2 separate regions of the Homo sapiens genome follow, and region 2 is linked to region 1. Evidence: read pairs that join two places in POLR2A ChIA-PET (ENCODE). Cell type or tissue: PC-3. All regions are shown on one strand.

Region 1 (2,500 bases):
ATCTGGTCAGAATGCAGATTCTGCCTCAGCAGGGCTGGGGTGGGCCTGAGACTATTTCTCATGAGCTCCCAGAGTTAGTGGTGCTGCTTGTTCCCCACCACGCTGTGAGCAGCACTTATCTGAGACACACACACCATCCCAGTCTCTGCAATGCAAGTGAAGCCTACACATTTCAGAAATGTATGAACACTGTGTTAAAGGGAGAAAATGGTTCATGAACAGTTTATTCTTTCACTGTGGGTGAGTAATGATAACTTCCTAATTGGCCACCATATTTATAAGGACTCCAGAGGGGAGGCGGAAGAGAGTATAAATGACAACTGTCCAACAGGCAGAATTGAACATTTTTTTCCATGGGACTTGAATCTATTTTGAAAGCATCTGTCATGTGTCCTGTTGACTTTATGATTATGTCTCAACTTAATCGGTCCTTGGGGAATGAGAAGTTTAGAAGATTGTCCCCAGTATGACTTAAGCAATTCAGCAGTATTCAGGAAGTCTAATAGCCAAATAACAGCAAATACAGCTACCTTTAGACCAGGTGCTTTACATACTTAGTCTTATTAGTCTTCACATCCTACAAGGTAAGTGGTGGGACTCTCTTTTGTGGTCAGGTATATCTACTGAGAAAGACTAATGGCATGCCTAAGGTCATTACCAAAGTAACTGACAAATAAGATGTGAATCCAAATGTGTGACTCCAAAGACTTCCAGTCTCCTGCCCACCGTTTCTGCTCTGTTAACTAGTCACCTTTTCCCAAAGAGTTGTGGGGAAATTATTGAGAAGAAAGCCTAAAATCCTACTTCAAATGTTTAAGTTGAGAGACATCTTTTCAGCACTAGGATTGTATTATTAGGGACTGCTTTCCATCAAGCTCATTTAAGACAGAGGAGTTTCAGTGATTTTCCTTCTACCCCAATTGTCAACTCAAGCTTTGTGGCTTTATAAGACACCACGGCAGTGTTGGAGCAGCTCTGCAGCGGCACCGGCTTCTGCAGAGGCTCCCTGCCTCCACCTGAAGGTCAGCAGCTGCCCTGGTGAGTCTTCGGATCTTGTGGGCAGGAGCCTCAGAACCAGGAACACAACAACCACTCAGAAACCCCTGGCCCAGCGTGCAGGAGCCCACACGCCTCAGGACTGGAGACAGCCCGAGCTCAGGACCCGGCATAACCATGTCAGAGGCTAGCGATTGGAGACTTTCAAGGCGCTGCAAATAAAGGAAATTAGACTGGAAAAGTACAAACGAGAGGAAGCTGGAGCCAGGGTTAAAACCAATGACTCACCTCTACCAAATTCATGATGACGATAAGTGGAAAAAAAATAAGCCTGAAATGGGAAGGGTGGTGCCAAATGGGCCCAAAACAAACACGGCTGAAGAATGGAAGGTTTGTTTTCACTTTGCCAGGGATTCCAAATGTGATCAGAGATAGAAACAAATGCAGCCCTTTCCCAGCCTTAGCGAGGCCAAGCCCATGGGGTGTTGGGTCAGAGGGGAGCCTGAAGGGGAGAGGGGGGAGGAAGAAGCTCAAGTCAGCACACAGCTGCAGAACCCCCACCTTCTCCTCCTGGGGGGAGTAGAGAGCTACACCCCCTGGCGGCTGTTGGGTTTGTCAGAGCTTGACTCTGTCCAGATGGCTGCGCACCCGGGTTGAGAGGCCCTGGGGAGCACCAGCACTCTTCCCTCCAAGTCACTGGAGCCCTCATCCATTAGGGACACAGAACCAGAAAGGAGGAATGTTTCCTCTGCAGCTTTAGTTTGACCCCACCTAGGCTGAGTCTTTGGTCTGTTAGTTCATGTGCTGGTTATGACTTTTTGAAAATCTTGGACCACATTTATGACTCTTAAGCAATTTAGGTACACATAGTCCACAAGAGCCAGCCTCCCCTGGTCTACCTGAAATGTGTGTAAAGCATTTAATCTAGGAAAGCCCTAAGCTGATGGGCCCTGGGGTGCTGGCCTATTGCTCCTGGGTGGCCCCTGGTAAATCATGAACCTTTGGTGCCTGTTTCCTCATCTGTAGTGCAAGATTTGTGCATGTGTCTCTTTCTCTTATGGGACTTTTATAGAGAAAAGAAAATGAGGGAAAAATATGAATATCTGTAAGCTTTGAAAAGAACTAAAAGCACAGCGTGAATTAACAGCAGTCCCATATTCATGGGGTTTCTGTTATAGAGGTGGAACCTTGCTAGACTCTGGAGAAAATAAGAAAGGATAAGTTAGTCCTCAAGAACCTTCCAGAGATGGATTAATCCTCACTGAGGCCATCTGCATTCCTTTGGTGGCAGAGTAGTTCCTGGGTAGGTATTTATAAATCATTTCAGGCTTAAACAGGATTAGAGGTGCTGTGCTTTTAAATTGTTTTAATTTAGAGTTTTTACCAGAAATTATTGTATAACATTTTGAGGGTAGCACAAGGAAATGGATTGCCTTTGCTGTATGGTGCCTTGAACACATCCCACAGGTTTACTTTTTTGCTATATGTTTTTTTCTGCACCCAA
Region 2 (2,500 bases), 54 kb before region 1:
GCCCCTCCCCCAGCCTCACTGCCTCCTTGCAGTTCTATCTCAGACTGCTGTGCTAGCAGTGAGCAAGGCTCCTTGGGCATGGGACCCTCTGAGCCAGGCACGGAATATAATCTCCTGGTGTGCTGTTTGCTAAGACCATTGGAAGAGCGTAGTATTAGGGTGGGAGTGTTCTGATTTTCCAAATACTGTCTGTCACAGCTTCCCTTGCCTAGGAAAGGGAATTCCCTGACCCCTTGCACTTCCCAGGTGAGGCGATGCCCCGCCCTGCTTTGGCTCACACTCCATGGGCTGCACCCACTGTCCAACAAGCCCCAGTGAGATGAACCCAGTACCTCAGTTGGAAATGCAGAAATCACCCGTCTTCTGTGTTGCTCACGCTGGGAGCTGTAGACTGGAGCTGGACAGCATGCAGGTGTGCAGTGGCCCCACTACTGGAGGGGTGGGGTGCTTCTGGTGGCAGCAGCCCTGGGCAGGTGGCTCCCAGGCTCTGGAGAGCATGCACTTGGGCTCCCTCTGTTCTGAGGGTAGCCTTCCTGTGTGGTGCACTGCCTGCTCTCTGTGTGGCCATAGGACACTGCATGGGCTAGAGTGCTGAGGATCCAGCCAAACCACTGGGTCCAGATGGTGTTGTGATGCTAAAGACCTCTGGGTGGACATGGGGGCAGCTCAGGGGGTACTCCATGGATGTGGAGATGCAGGGGATATTGGGCTCCAGGGCAGAATGTAGTCTGGTGGAGGCTGGACTCTCAAAATGGTGCCATGCCATAGCAGCTTGGGTCTTAAGGAATGAGAAGGATCCAGCATTTCCTCTCTAGGACAATGCAGTCATGTATACTCCAGGCAGCTCCCTGTACTAGTCTCAGGGCCTGTGAAGGCCAAGGGGTTCTCTCATGACCAGTATTGCAGGAGTCTGTGGTGGGAATGTGGACTGTTGGGAATCTCTTGCCTATCTTTTCCCCACAATGGGGAGTTCCTTCTGGCTTTATACCAATCTTAGGTGGACCAGCTGCTTTGCTTTCCCCACCTCCATGCTTCAAAGTGTCCCTACCACTTCCCTGCTGAATTCCAGTGTATTATCCTAGATGCACTATTCGACGTGTGGTTATCTGTTTGCTGTTTTGGTCCTTCTTTGTGGAGGAGGCAAGTGCTGGGTGCCTCTATTCCTGCTCCAACAATTTATTATCTTCTTCAGACCTATATGCTATTTTCATGGCAAAAGGCAGAAGAGCCTTAGGTTTGATTCTGTCTCTTCCACTGACCAGCTGTGAGAATGTGGGTGGAAGTTTGCCTTTGTGAATCCTGGTTTCCTCCTCAGGAGCCTCTTGCAGATGGAGGTGTGTGAAGCTTGACCAGATTACATGTAAAGTAGGCAGCTGTTTGCTGCCCCTTTCCTATGTATTTATTTGTTTTTTGAGTTGTTTGTTTTTGAGACTTTGGATACTACATTTACTTAAAGTGATTATACCCAGACTCATCAACTCCTTTCCTCTTATAAGCTGGAGCTTAATGTTTATCTGGAGTTGGAAAGAAGCTGATGCCTCATAAATCCAAGCTCTGATCGTCTTATAGCTTCATTAATATTTTCCTGAAGGATGAGATGTTAAACCTACGCTTCTGATAGGTTTATAGCTTTGTGCTTGGGGGCTAGTGTCAGGGAGAGATGTTCTATTTTTATCTCTTTTTTTTCCTTTGTTTTGATTGCTGTTCTGTAAAGGATCTTGGCTGTCCAGAGCATATTTCACTCATTTGGCTGGGATACTTTCTGAGTGGTACAGAGATAACCAATTGTGTAGTTTATATTGAAACTGAAAATTTTGCCTCCCTCAAGAATATTATAATCTTCACTTATTGTTTGAGGCTCCATTGCTTTTGAATAAATACAGAATGTGTTTCCTCTTCCCCTATTCAAGTGGGCAGTTATTTAAATGGACTGTAACAGGAGTTTTCTCTGTTTGCATTGGGAGCCATCTCAAGTTTACATCCAGAAAACCTAATAAAAATTTGAGCTGCAACAACTGGGTGGAAGCAGAGGAATGAAAGAAGTTGTTTGATGAGGATTTTGCCAAATGATGGCACAAGGCTGTTGCTTGCAGAAGGACTTAGCAATTTCTCAGGAAGGGGGAGTTTGCTGCTGCCCACTCCAGTCTTTCTGAAGGTTCAGATGACCATTAATCCCTCTTGCAAAACTATCCCACACATGTGAGGTGGTACATCCTTATACACTGGCCTCACTTAGGGTGCATTTCTCGTAAATTCTCCTTTCCCCTAACTCAGTGTGATACAAAGCTGTTCAAAATTATTATAAACAAAACCAAAACAAAACAACTGAAAATCTCATCAGAGTAGATGTCTCCCAGAGCTTATACAGTAATATTTATCATTTTGCCAATTTCCAGACAGGAAAAAATTCTACATTTGTTAACTATACATTGTGTCATAAATCAAAAGGGAATGTTTTCTTTCTAAGATTTCTCCACTGTTTTAGTTGACTGGAGCACAT

What was found. ChIA-PET counts read pairs that join two places held together with the same protein. Peaks named below come from ENCODE experiments on the same cell type or tissue, not always from the same donor. Only the 100,000 strongest peaks of a DNase experiment are listed, where the experiment ranks them.
Region 2: POLR2A ChIA-PET joins it to region 1 with 8 read pairs; 8 of 35 experiments call an interaction of 5 or more read pairs at or near these places.

The regions. Positions count from the first base shown.
Region 1 is chr5:10,723,983-10,726,482 of GRCh38, reverse strand. The region is part of intron 2 of DAP (death associated protein); the gene reads left to right. Among named protein-coding and RNA genes, the nearest start is that of DAP-DT, 36 kb to the left of the region's middle. RefSeq lists a silencer at 4-167. In PC-3, CTCF peaks have their summits at 1,384 and 1,592 (motif pointing left); DNase peaks (open chromatin) are centred at 582 and 1,392; H3K4me3 peaks cover 1,602 bases; H3K27ac peaks cover 2,500 bases.
Region 2 is chr5:10,777,878-10,780,377 of GRCh38, reverse strand. All of the region lies in intron 2 of CTD-2154B17.1 (a long non-coding RNA gene), which reads left to right. Among named protein-coding and RNA genes, the nearest start is that of CTD-2154B17.1, 7.9 kb to the left of the region's middle. In PC-3, no CTCF peak of the experiment used is centred here; no DNase peak of the experiment used is centred here.